2 separate regions of the Homo sapiens genome follow, and region 2 is linked to region 1. A link is a contact called in ENCODE Hi-C or POLR2A ChIA-PET data. All regions are on one chromosome and are shown on one strand. Each heading gives the region's core, a stretch centred on a gene start or an enhancer-like site at or near the end of the contact. The rest is flanking DNA. Distances are from core to core; before and after follow the strand shown. Region 1 overlaps OPHN1 (oligophrenin 1). Region 2 holds the start of YIPF6 (Yip1 domain family member 6).

Region 1 (6,448 bases), core at 3,545-6,044:
CCCTTTAGTGATGAAAGAGAATATAAGTGCTGTACAGAAGAATACATAGTTCAGAAAGTAGAAGTGTCAAGAAGACATCTGGGGCCTTCTGTAGAGAAACGGAAGTAGCCGTCTGTACACATACCCATAGGAAGTGGTGGCCATTAGAAAATGTTTGAAAGCTGGAGAACAGCATTAGAGAAGTGGGTAGCTGACAGGGCTGAGACACCTGAGCTTGTGGTAAGAATTTCTATGTGCTATTCTGTGAAGGCTGCTGAGGAAGACAGTCCAGACCAAGGTAGATGTCTTTAAAGGAGAATTGCCTGAAGCCAGTGAGGTGGTTAAAAAAAATTGGGGAAGATGCATATTGGTGATAAAGGAGGGAGTAACCTTGGGCATTTTTCATTACGTCTTTAGGGTGGAAAAAAACTAGAAAATTATAAAGTAGTGGTGGGGCGTGGTGGCTCACGTCCATAATACCAGGACTTTGGGAGGCCCAGATGGGGCAGATTGCTGGAGCTCAGTAGTTCGAGACCAGCCTGGCCAACATGGTGAAATCCTGCCTGTACAAAAAATACAAAATTTAGCCAAGTATGGTGGCGCTCACTTGTAATCTCAACTACTCAGGAGGCTGAGGTGGGAGGATGGCTTGAGCCCAGGAGGCAGAGGTTGCAGTGAGCCGTGATCACACCACTGCACTCCAGCCTGGTTGACAGAGCCAGACCTTGTCTCAAAAAAAAAAAAAAAAAAAATTGTTAAGGAGTTAAGAAAGAGGAAAAGTAGGATGGTATTTTATAGACTACTTGCTTTTTTATTCTAGAAGTTTCATAGATGGTGCAGACATCATTTAGCCCAAGTTACCTGTGAATGTTGAGTTTGGGGATGATTGTTCTGTAATGGTACTAAATGGGGAAGTGCGGGGTGCCAGTGTGCTAATTGAGTAACAACTTAGCCAGGAATTGGATGGCCACGCTAGCAGAGTAGCAGAGGAGAGAAAGGCCATAATCCCAGCACTTTGGGAGGCCGAGGCGGGCAGATCACTTGAGGTCAGGAGTTCAAGACCAGCCTGGCCAACATGGTGAAACCCCTGTCTCTACTAAAAATACAAAAAAAAAATTAGCTGGGCATGGTGGCAGGCACCTGTAATCCCAGCTACTTCGAAGGCTGAGGCAGGAGAATCGCTTGAACCCGGGAGGCGGAGGTTGCAGTGAGCCGAGATCGCACCACTGCACTCTAGCCTGGGTGACAGAGAAAAACTCCATCTCAAAAAAACAAACAAACAACAACAACAAAAAATTTAAAAAAAAAGAAGTGGAGGGAAAGCTGGGGCTTCTATCTTGCTTGGAACCAGTTTCATCCTTAAATGGAGTTGTGTGTTTGTAGTGATACCACACATAATACTTCGTAAAAATAATCACAGTATAATTTCCTTCTTAGTATTTTTCAGTTCAACAAGTTTCACCTATGATCTCGATTTGATCTTTACAACAACCCTTTGAACTAATCAGGCAGGGCATTATTAGTGCTCTCAGACAGGTGAAGTCACCAAGGGCAGATAATGGTCCCTTGTTTTACAGATGAGGAAATTTAAATTCAGAGAAGTTATTTGCTCAAAATTGTTCCACTAGTGTGTGGCAAGTTGGGATTCAAACCCAGATCTTCTGGCTCCTAGAGGTGGAAAATTTTTTACTATATTATGATGTATTATAGAAGGAGGTCAATGGTTATGCCTTGTAGGGTGCGTTTGGGAAGTCTGCGTCTCTGGGCCTTCCTGTATGGTGTCTTGCCATTGTAGTTACCTGATTCTCCCTGATGTCTGTCCCAGCTGGCCTGGCTTTGCACTCAGCCCTCTCCTGCTCCTTGAGCCTCTCCTCCTAATACCATCTTTGCACACAGCTCAGTCTCTGTAAAACCCTGTCATGTATCCTCCTCGGGGTTGCCTGTGTCTGCCAGTATCTCCTTTTCCCTCTAGGACCTGAGGAAGCCCTCTTAGAGACCTTGCCTTATTGTGCATTGTTTTGAAAATTGCCCTCCTAGCCAGCCATCCCTGCTCTAATGATTCACCTTCAAACTGTGATTTCAAGTCTTTTGGATCTTCTTATGCCATGTGTTAGGCAGCCTCTGACATTCAGAGGGGCTCATAAATATAGGTATGCTATGGTAGTATATTTAGGACCAGTTCTTTTGCCTCCTTCTTACCCATATGCCTTTAATCAGCTTCTGCTCCTCTGGCAATATGGGCATAATTGGCATGTGTTTTCAGCAGAGCTCATTATAGAGATTTCCATTGCAGCAGGCAATTTTGTACAAGCCCCTGTCTGACATTATTACCAAAGCTATTGCCGTTGTTTTGTCAGGTCTAACAAGTCCAGCAAGGTCTGGCTGATTGAAGCATTCATTGAATTGGCCACTGGGCAAGGAGGCGGTTGCTTGGCAGTTCTTCTCTTCAGGGAGGGTTTCCTTTTTTAGTAGCAGTCTTACCTCTAAGGAGTCAGCAGCTCCCTTTAGAACTGGCTTTCCCAAAGTGTGTTTCCCCACCCTTCCACCCAGTGGCTTCCAGTTGTTCTGAAAGCTGCTGGTCAACTGTGCCTTTAATATTTCTAATGGCAGGAGTTAATAATGTGATGTTTAATAGAAAACATGTGTCATCCTATTGGCACACCAGAGAAGGCAGCTCTGGTCTCTCCATTAAACCAGCAAAGATTTTTGTTTTTTAATGGTGATAAGTAGAAATAAGTATATGGGATACCCACAGGTATCTTTTACTTTGAAGTCTTTTGTAGCTTCTGCTTTTGAGAATAACTGATAGAGGGAAACTTCTTAGCCTTGCACCTTTGCTTTTTGCTCCTTTCCAGAAGTCCTGGGCAGAAGAGAGAGGGGATAAGGAATAGTCACTTGAGGTTGGGCGTGGTGGCTCACGCCTATAATCTCAGCACTTTGGGAGGCCAAATGGGTGGATCACCTGAGGTCAGGAGTTCCAGACAAGCCTGGGCTACATGGCAAAACTCCGTATCTACTAAAAATACAAAAATTAGCTGGGTGTGGTGGCATGCACCTGTAATCCCAGCTATTTGGGAGGCTGAGGCAGAGTTGCTTGAACCCCAGAGGTGGAAGTTGCAGTGAGCCGAGATCGCGCCACTGCATTGCAGCCTTCATGACAGAGTAAGTCTCCATCTCAAAATAAATAAATAAATAAATAAATAAATAAATAAATATAAAAAGGAATAGTAACTCGATTTCTCAAGGAGATCTATTTGTAGTAAAGCAGGAGCCAGCATGCTGTGGCTCATGGCCAAATCCTGTCCACCTCCTCTTTTCGTAAATAATGTCTGTTTTCATAAATAACGTTTTATTGGCACATAGCCACACCTATTTGTTTATATATTGTCTGTGACTGCTTTTGCAATAAAGTGGCAGAATTGAGTCATTGCAATAGATACAGAATAGCCCTCCAAGACTAAAACAGGCTGTGCAACATTAATTGGCTGTTGTTGGGTGGGGCAGGGCATTGAGTTCCTTAAGTGTTCCTTGGACCTTCTTGTTTGTGTCCAGCTTCTGCTGAGTTTGTGTAGAGAGGTATGCAGGGAAGTGGTTTTGGAAATGACCTATTCCCGCATACATAATGAAAGCTTGGAATGCAGGTTGTGCTATGAGGTGTTTTCCTGTTTGAATGGGCAAAGTGTTCATCATCAGAGATGTATTCCTATTGCCTACCCCGGGGCCTGACACAGTCTCAGTTCTGATCTCAAGAAACTCTCATACAGGGGTTTTGCTTTTCCCAGTGGGCATTCAGAAACACACTGGTTCACTAGCGCAGAAACAGTTCATCCTTTTTGACTGTCTGTCTTTGTGTATTTGGTCACGAACTCCTTTTTCCTCTTTCCCATTATAGATAGTCGATGGGATTTTTCACAAAGCCCTTGAATAGTTTGTATGTGTTTGTTGATTTTGAACTTTGAACTGGTATATATATAATACCAGCACTTTGGGAGGCCCAGGTGGGGCAGATTGCTTGAGTTCAGTAGTTCGAGACCAGCTAGGCCAACATGGTGAAATCCTGCCTGTACAAAAAAATGCAAAAATTAGCCAAGCATGGTGATGGTCGCCTGTAATCCCACTACTCAGGAGGCTGAGGTGGGAGGATGGCTTGAGCCCAGAAGGCAGAAGTTTCAGTGAGCGCTCTCTCTCTCTCTCTCTCTCTCTCTCTCTCTCTCTCTCTCTCTATATATATATATATATATATATATATATATATATTATATAATTTTTTTTTTTTGAGACGGAGTCTTGCTCTGTCACCCAGGCTGGAGTGCAGTGGCACGATCTCAGCTCATTGCAACCTCCACCTCCTGGGTTCGAGCAATACTCCTGCCTCAGCCTCCCGAGTCGCTGGGACTACAGGTATTCACCATTACACCTGGCTAATTTTTGTATTTTTAGTAGAGATGGGGTTTCACCATGTTGGCCAGGCTGATTTCAAACTCCTGGCCCCAGGTGATCTGCCTGCGGTGGCCTCCCAAAGTGTTGGGATTACAGGCATGGGCCACCACACCCAGCCTTGAACTGGTATATTAAGCCCTAAAGTGTATTATACAATTGGGTAATATATAAGCAGTCTGAAGCTCCGTTGGCAGAGAAACCCATGGTTTTTGATATGTTATTTGTCATAAGCTAACAGGGACCTTTTTCTCTCTTTGACACAGTTGGGAAGTTCTTTATTAAAGGGGCCAGACAGCAGTTCCCTTTATAGTTAATAATGATGTAATACACCAAGTAGTGAAGGCTACAGGACAGGAGCCACAGAAGTCACCACAGGGCACATTGCCCAGTCAAGCTTTCTCCAGCTGGTCAGATAATATTTCACTGAGGTCTAAAGAGAAGAAATGTTATGAACAGGAGCAACTCTCTGCTTCCCTGACTCTTAATTCCTTCTGATTGATTGGTATGATCTTGTTATTTCAGGATGATTATTTTAGTATGATTTAATACAGATTTAAAAAATATGGCAGTTATAAGTTTCTATCTCATGTTATTCATGGTACCTTTTCAAAATGGAGCAATCTGGCCTCCAAAATCTAGCTATAGAGAATAATCACAGGTTCCCATGTGTAAGTAGGGCAAAGAGAATCAGAATTACAATATTAGAAAGAGTCTTGAGAGGTCATGGAGTCAACTCCTCTGCTTCCTAGCCACCTAAATCAGCCAAGACAGACGTGGCTAGAGAAAGAATGGAATTAGATTGTTGCCTTGTAGATGTCTTCCATCTTTAACTCTGTCCTTTTGAGAGCAGTAGAAACTAGTTTGGAAGGGGAAATGCTAACTTTTGGACTGCAGGGCTTTAATTAAGTCTTCTTCTTTTTTTATTCTTATGCACCTAAAGAACATTTGGGACTAAAGTGGTTAAAGACATAGTCTTGGTTGAAGTTAGGTTACTGAGCTTAGGTTTCAGCATATTCTCTGTCTAGGAAATTGAGCTCATCAGCAAGTAATGGTAATGGGAAGGCTTAGCACAATGGCATTTAGTTGCCAGAATGACCATTGGCTTGGGAGGCACACAGATCTGGGTTTGAATTCCCTATTTACTATCTGGGTGGCATTTGAACAAGCTATGAACTTCTTAAAGTTTCAGTTTCCTCAATTATAAATGGAGACAGTAATACCAACCTTGGTTATAGAAGGTATACATGAAATAACATATTTGAAAGTAATATACTCTTAATAAATGTTAGTCTCTACTGTTTAAGTATATATTTTAAAAAAACATACTTATGACAGTGCTTGTGCCATAAACAAACTTAAATTGTAGTAATTAATAACTTAATTGGTGTTTGGATATGGCTTATGACTTGAAAATTCAAGAATATACTTCACAAAGAGAAGAGAAAAGGAATATGAGTGCATATTTCTCATAGTCACACAGCCTTACCCATATTCCAATGACAGTAAAGTGGGGACTGATCAGAAAGCCTTCTGGGATAGCATATAACAGCAGCCACACTCACCAATAAGGTATTGGTATGCCTGATCCTCTCCTCCTTTTCAGTAATAACCATTTGAGAAAGATTAGCATTGTTATTTATAGTGCTCTTGGGTCTGATGTTATATCATTGTGGTTCTACTGGCACTGAGAAAGGGAACAATCTTTAGTTCTGGTCAACGTGCCTAACATAACTCCTGGCCCTCAGTAGTCTCTAAGTATTTTATTTGAATGAATTAATAAGACCCTATTTTACAGGAGATAAATTGAGACAGAACGGTTAAGTGGCTCATCTAAGGATTAAGAGAGACAGAGTTCTTGTCAATAATGGGACCTGGTCTACTGCCTTGGTTCTTAACACATATTCTTCCCTTTCCAGGCTGTCTTATCCCATGAATATTGTGTAATACACTGTAAAGAGACTTCCTTCCCCCTTATGAGCTGGTGATTTGCTTGTACCTAAATTAAGAGAGTAGGTTAAAGATGCAATGA
Region 2 (6,946 bases), core at 3,564-6,063, 84 kb before region 1:
ACCTGTAGTCCCAGATACTCAGGAGGCTAAGGCAGAGGCTGCAGTGAGCTGAGATTGTGCCAAAAAAGAAATAAACCTGAGCGGAACGTGGGAACCCGTGAATTTGTTGCTACTTGCTCTGAAGTGAGGATGGTCCTGGGAACCCCCAAAATTGTGGCTGGTGTCTGAAGAGCAGTCTTGTAGAGGACTGTGCTTTTAACCTGTGCAGTTTGGCCTAACTCCAGGTAGTTGGTATCAGAAGTCTCTGTAGTCACTGAAGTCCCATGTGATCCCCTACTCTCTCCCCTTTGTCTCTTCAAGAATCAGCAACAGTGTTCCATGAGCTGAGTCAGGAACTATGGCCCTCCAGCTCCATGTATAAAAGACAGGACTTCCAGGACCTCAGCTAATGGACCCTGCTCTCTGTCTAGCCCTCAGCGGGAAAGGCGACTTGGATCCATGTCCCTCCCCTTTCCCATCAGCAGGCAGGCTCTTGCACATATATAGATGTGCTCACAGAAACACACATGAACATTGCTCTGCCTGGCTTGGGCCAGTAAGGGGAACAGGTAGAGGCAGGGCCAAAAAACACACAATAAAAGCAGGGACTGCAACCCTAAAAAAAATAGCTGGGAGCAAATGGGTTATACTATTGACCAAAATCCTGGAAAAAGGAATCAACACGGGGAAGCATGAAGCAGGAATCAGCTCAAAGAGGCCTGGCTCCCAGGAGTGGATGACGGGGTAGCCAGTGGCATGGTCTCCAGCCAGCCCCTTCACCTGGGGCCAGCTTCCTCATAGCCTGAGATCTTCCAAAGATCCCAGACTATAGTTCAAGACCAGCCTGGCCAACACTGTGAAACCCTGTCTCTACTAAAAATACAAAAATTTGCTGCACATGGTGGTGCATGCCTGTGATCCCAGCTACTTGGGGAGGCTGAGGCAGGAGAATCACTTGAACCTGGGAGGCAGAGGTTGCAGTGAGCCGAGGTGGCACCATTGCACTCCAACCCTGGGCAACAAGAGCAAAACTCCGGCTCAAAAAAAAAAAAAAGACCCCAGACTGCAGCCATTATTACAGCCTATCTCTTCTTCCTGCCCCCTAAATACAGGCATTACCCAAGATTCTGTCTTTTTAACCCTGTGCAGATGACTCCTAAATCAACAACTCTAGGCAAGACCTCTTCTGCGCCCTGAAGTGCATGTTTTAAAGTCCAACTGCCTGTTGGATATCTATTGAATGGCCTGCCAGTATCTCAAACTAAACATGTCCCAAACTGAATTAGTCAACTTTTAAGGCCCTCATCCAGCTAACCCTCCTTATATATTATCTATTTTTGTTCAGAGTGTCACTATACTCTTGGGTGTCTATAGCCATGCTCTTCAAAATGTGGTACTGGGAGCAGCAGCAGCAGCATCTCCAGGGAGTCTGTAAGAAATGCAAAATCTCGGGCCCTATCCCAGACCAACTGAATCAGAACCTGCAAATTAACAAGATTCCCCAGATGACTGCTAGCACACTAAAGTTTGGAAAATACTGATCTAAGACAAATCCTCCTTCACACGCTACAAACCCTCGTGGATTCTGCCTTGTCTCAAATCCTCTTGTCTCCTGCCACTGCTGTTGTCCAGATCCTTATCATTTCTTCTCAGAACTACTGTAACAGCTTCACTGGCCCTCTAGATTCCAGATATTCCCCCACTGTAACTTACCCTCTATTATGTTGTCCAATTCATGATTTCAAATTCTTCCCTCCTCAAAAATTTCCACTGGCTCTTTGTAGCCCATTAAGCCTCCCAGGTTAGTAGCCAATAATAAGAAATAACACATTGCATTATTATATGCCAGGCATTCTATTAAGTGTGTTAATTTATCCAATGTGTTAACTCATTCCACCTAATAACCCTATGAACTAAGTATTGTTATATCTCTATTTTACAGATGGGGAAACTGAGGCAAGGAGGGGTTTGGTAATTTCCCCAATATCCCACTAGTTAAGTGACAGTGCTTAGAATCAAACCTAAGCAAGCTGACTCCAGAGTACACATTCCAAACCACCACTGTTCCATACTGCCTCCCTAACTCAGTAGGCTTACCTCTGAAGGCTTATCTCCTAATAATTCTCTGTGCTTCAGCCAAAGTGTTGTTCTATAAATATACTAGCACCTTCCAACTTCTGTGCCTTTGTTCACAAGAGGCTGTGTAGCACAAATGGATATATATAAGTCTGCGCTTCTATATATATATGAATGGATATATCCACTTATATATAAATGGATATATAAGTCTGGGCTTCAGAGTCAGATCTAGGTTCAAATTTCATGCATGGCACTAACTGGATGTAGACCCTAGGGAAATCATCAAACCTCCCTGCATGTCATATCCTCATCTGCACATAAAATGTAGTTAAAAGCCACCTAACTGAAATGATTGCTGTAAAGTTTAGTAGCAAATACGCAGAGGATGTCTAGCACAATACCTGGCATGTAGCAGGTGCTCAGTTATTGATAGCTCTTATACTCACTTGCAATTTCAAATCCTACCCATCCTTTGAAGTCCTTTCAAATATAACTTCCACCATGTAGCTTGGTCACCCCAACTGGACATGATAGCATTTTCCTTTAAATTTCTGTAATATTCTTTGTGTAACTTTCTCTTACATACTGCCTTATTTTAGCATTGTATACTTGTCTTATCCCTAAAACTTAAGACTGGTAGCACCATAGAGGCAGGCCCTTTGCATTCCCTACAGCAACTAGCACAGTGCATTACTCATTGTGGGAGTTCACTAAACATTTGTTGAATGGAAGCGGATTGCATATTGAGTAATGAGTGATCAGAACCACTGAAGTTAACTGGGGAAAGCTTCACAGAAGAGGGGTGGAGAAGTTTAAATGAAAGAAACTAAAAACTACTAAGCACCTATGACAATGTCACAGTAGGCACAATGTATATATTATCTCATTTAGTACTCTCACTAATTCAGTGATGTGTTCCTATCACCATTTTCCAAAGGAGGAAACTGGGGTTCAGCCTGATTTTACTCAAGGTCACGATAGAACTTAACACAACTCACTCTTATTGCCATATCCCCAGTGCCTAAAGGAGTGCCTGGAACATAGTAGCGGATGCTCAATAAATATTTGTTGAGTGAGTGAAGAGGTGAACAAATGGAGCTAGTAAGCAGCAGAGCTAGGACTAGAATTAAGTTCACTGATCTCCCAGCTCAGTTCACTATGTTAAGTTGCTAATTCAAAACAGAGGAAAGGGGGCCAGGCACGGTGGCTCACACCTGTGTCCCAGCACTTTGGGAGGCCGAGGCGGGCAGATCACCTGACGTCAGGAGTTCGAGACTAGCCTGGCCAACGTGGTGAAAGCCCGTCTCTACAAAAATACAAAAATTAGCTGGACGTAGTGGCAGGCGCCTGTAATCCCAGCTACTCAGGAGGCTGAGGCAGGAGAATCACTTAAACCCCAGAGGTGGAGGTTGCAGTGAGCTGAGATTGTGCCATTGTGCTCCAACCTGGGTGACAAGAGCAAAACTCCGTCTCAAAAAAAGAAAAAGAAAAAAAAAGAGGAAAGGGAAGAACCATTTACTGAGCAACTACTATATAACTAAACACATTGAGAAGAGGGACAGGAGCAGAATATTGACCTCATTATACTCCTCAGTTCATGGTACTGATAGTATTAGACACGTTACATAAATTATGCCATTTGATCTTTCTAAAAACTGTTTTGAGGCAGGTATTTTTATCTCCATTTTACAGATGAAGAAACACCCTCCCTAAAATGACTTGCCGAAACTCACAAAGTGGGTGGATTCCATCCCAAGTAAAGTTTAACTCCAAAGCCTGTGTTCTTAAAATACTTGTCCACACTTTGGGCTTGCAGTGGAAATTCTATCCCTTGCAGAGACAGGAGCAAGAGAGTATAGTGAAGATGGCCGGGCACAGTGGCTCACGCCTGTAATCCCAACACTTTGGAAGGCCGAGGCAGGAGGATAGCTTGAGCCCAGGAATTCGAGACCAGCCTGGGCAACATGGTAAAACCCCGTCTCTACAAAAAAATACTAAAAATTAGCCTGGTGTGGTGACACGCACCTGTGGTCCTAGCTACTAGGGAGGCTGAGGTGGGAGGATCACGTGAGCCTGGGAGGCAGAGGTTGCAGTGAGCAGAGACCGCGCCACTGCCCTCCAGCCTGGGTGACAGAGTGAGACCTTGTCTCGATTTTTAAAAAAGTAAAAAATAAGAAAGGAGAACAAGTATGGTGAAGAGAATGGCAAGGAGCTGCGACAGGGGTTAAACCTGGCCTACTGGGGTCACTGAACAAGTCAATACTAAAGTTATAAGCAACAAAACGTTAATGTCCCACGGGAAGCAATCTCTCATTATTCCTTCAACAAAGGCTGGTGACAGGTTTTGATAAAATGAGGGGACAGCAGAAGAAAAGATAACTTAAGAAATCACCTAAAGTTCGCCATTTAACACAATGTAGGGGACGATGACGAGACCTGGGAGGATGGGAAAGGAAAGATCGGAGTTTCACAAAAAGACCTGGAAGGAACCACGAGGGCAGGGGGCAAAGCGGTTAGCGCAAAGAACAGGTGCAGTGTTGGGACTGGTTCTGGCATCGGGTACAAGAAGGGCCTGCCGGGCGGAAGGAGCTCCGGCTCTCAGGCCACGAGCCCGTCCCCCGACTTCTTTAGGGGGCACTCTGCCTCACCCTCGGTCCCTTTTGTCGCAGATCCCAAGCTCACCAGGGGCCTGGGCGATGCTGTCCCCGGGTCTCCTGGAGACTCCTCCGCTTCCGCCATCTTGGCCCTCCTTCTCCCGGGTCGCTCCCACAGGTCTTTGCGGAACCTGCGACGTGGAGGCCACTGCCGGTCAGCGCGTCATCGCGTGACGGCCGCGTCACCTAATGGCGCCTGGCAATGGCCGGCGGCCCCGGCCCTTCGCTGTCCCTCGGTCCTCGGGGTGTCAGGGACAGCTCCGCGTCGCCTTGTCTCGCTTCTTCGGGGCCACGGGTCCAGCTAGACACGCTTAGCCTTTAACACTCAAGCCGGATTCTCAGACCGCTCCTTCGCTCTCGCGACCACGGCTGCCCTCTCCACCCCACCGACTCCCGCCCATTTCCCGTTCTCAGGAGTTGGCTTGGAGTGCCAGACCCTCGATCACGGCACCTCTAGGAAAGAGCCTGCCTCTCTTCCTTCCCTTCCCCGGCTACCGAGCGACTTCAAGTTTTCGTGCGCCGGAATGACGGGCTCAAGCCCCAACCTCCTGCTCCCTCCGCCGCCGCCCCTGCCCCTCTGACTCTGCGCCTCTCCTGCTGCTCGCAAGCCTCTTCCCACTTCCTTGACTTTTATAAACCTCTCTACTGCCTCCACGCCGACCCTCCAGGATTACTTTTCTCCAGCACCTCTGGCGGTGGGCAGGGAAGAAGCTTCATTGGCCAAACTTGTTAATCCCACTTCAAAAGTTGCTAAACCATTTGGAGCAAGTACTGAAAATGTTCAGGGTCTAAAAGAGAGTAACTATTGTGACAATAACTTAAAAGATAATCTTCATGTCCCAACCTGTTTTCCTTATCTCATCCTTTTGGGCTTTCAAGGTATTTCTGGTCCCAGTTTACGTTGGCCCCAGGCTAAAATGTAGTCAGACAGGGCAGCCATTGTTGACAGCATCAGCATCCAGGATACCTGGGTGCCCTTTGGTGGTGTTAAGCATTTAACCAACAAGGCAGGGGATGGCTGTGAAATAAAAGTGTTTTATATTTTTGGATAGGCAATCCAAGTAGTAAATTTAAGGAGGAAGAATGTGGAATGTGGAGGGACAAAATTCCAAACGAATGGAGGTGTTTTTTTTTTTTTTTTTTGGTGTTTGTTGTTTTGTTTTGTTTACGATAATTCCCCTTCAGACCAAGCACAATTTTAGTACTTGCACAAATACTGGTGGAAGTGATATTAAAATTTAAGCCAGTAGACATGAAATCTTTTTGCAATTGCAAGGGAATATCATGTACAAATGTCCCAACCCCAGCCTGAGCTTCTCACCTCATCCTCCCACCCCATGATTACCAGATCACTACCTCCCGTCCCACTTCCCTGAGGCCATTGATAACGTCTGCTATTTCCTTGCCAACCTCCAAAATTAGCTATTTCTCCCTAGCCACAAGCCCCTCGCTTCTACCCCTTCTAACCTCATCTATTGGCCCTCTTGGCCACTTATTTCAAGGTAGCCTTGGTGATAGGTTAAGAGGAGGACAGGCCGGCCGGGCGCGGTGGCTCACGCCTGTAATCCCAGCACTTTGGGAGGCCGAGGCGGGCGGATCAAGAGGTCAGGAGATCGAGACCATCCTGGCTAACACGGTGAAACCCCGTCTCTACTAAAAATACAAAAAATTAGCTGGGCGTGGTGGCGGGCGCCTGTAGTCCCAGCTACTCGGAGGGTGAGGCAGGAGAATGGCATGAACCCGGAAGGCGGAGCTTGCAGTGAGCCGAGATCGCGCCACTGCACTCCAGCCTGGGCGAAAGAGCGAGACTCCGTCTTAAAAAAAAAAAAAAAAGAGGACGGGCCATAGGACAATTGAGGCAGGCAGTGCTCAGGTTAGTTGGGCATTATTTCAGACTACCAATGCCTGTTCTCCCCATTTAACTAATAGGGTACTGGTTGGGTGTGAGACAATATGCTTTGTAGAAAGAAAATCAGGAAGGAAGGTTGTGAAGGAAGGGGCTGCACAGGAACAAGCTCCCAAAACTAGGAATTATTCTATGTTTTTAGTTGCAAGTGTATCTCAAAAAATTGCCAGACTAACTCAGAGTTCTTTAATACACCTACAGTCATTACTGTTTGCCAGATCATGGATATTTACAATACAGCAGGACTTGCATGACTTGTCCAAAGTTACTTAGAACCTTTGTAAGTGGTAGAAGTGGAATTAATATTTAAGTCAATAGGTATGAAGAA

What was found. A loop is a pair of places that touch in the nucleus more often than their neighbours do. ChIA-PET counts read pairs that join two places held with the same protein, here RNA polymerase II (POLR2A). Pooled maps may share reads with other maps.
Region 2: a loop to region 1 is called in a map of PC-9, with 4 times the contacts of the local background. The contact joins the promoter of YIPF6 here to the enhancer-like site in region 1. A Hi-C loop is called at or near these places in 2 of 168 maps with a recorded cell type or tissue (PC-9 and endothelial cell of hepatic sinusoid) and 1 of 50 pooled maps. POLR2A ChIA-PET finds 5 or more read pairs at or near these places in 2 of 52 experiments (AG04449 and HEK293).

The regions. Positions count from the first base shown.
Region 1 is chrX:68,413,822-68,420,269 of GRCh38, reverse strand. The region is part of intron 2 of OPHN1 (oligophrenin 1); the gene reads left to right. Among named protein-coding and RNA genes, the nearest start is that of OPHN1, 16 kb to the left of the region's middle. RefSeq lists a silencer at 4,649-4,943. Within about 2 kb of position 4,794, at least 4 of the 41 ENCODE cell types and tissues checked have a DNase peak (open chromatin) inside an H3K27ac peak, as active enhancers do; they include PC-9, where a contact is called at or near this core.
Region 2 is chrX:68,496,918-68,503,863 of GRCh38, reverse strand. YIPF6 (Yip1 domain family member 6) reads right to left here and starts at 4,813. Exons shown (of 7, transcript NM_173834.4): 1 at 4,741-4,813. The coding sequence starts at 4,797. RefSeq lists enhancers at 4,695-5,174, 4,973-5,647.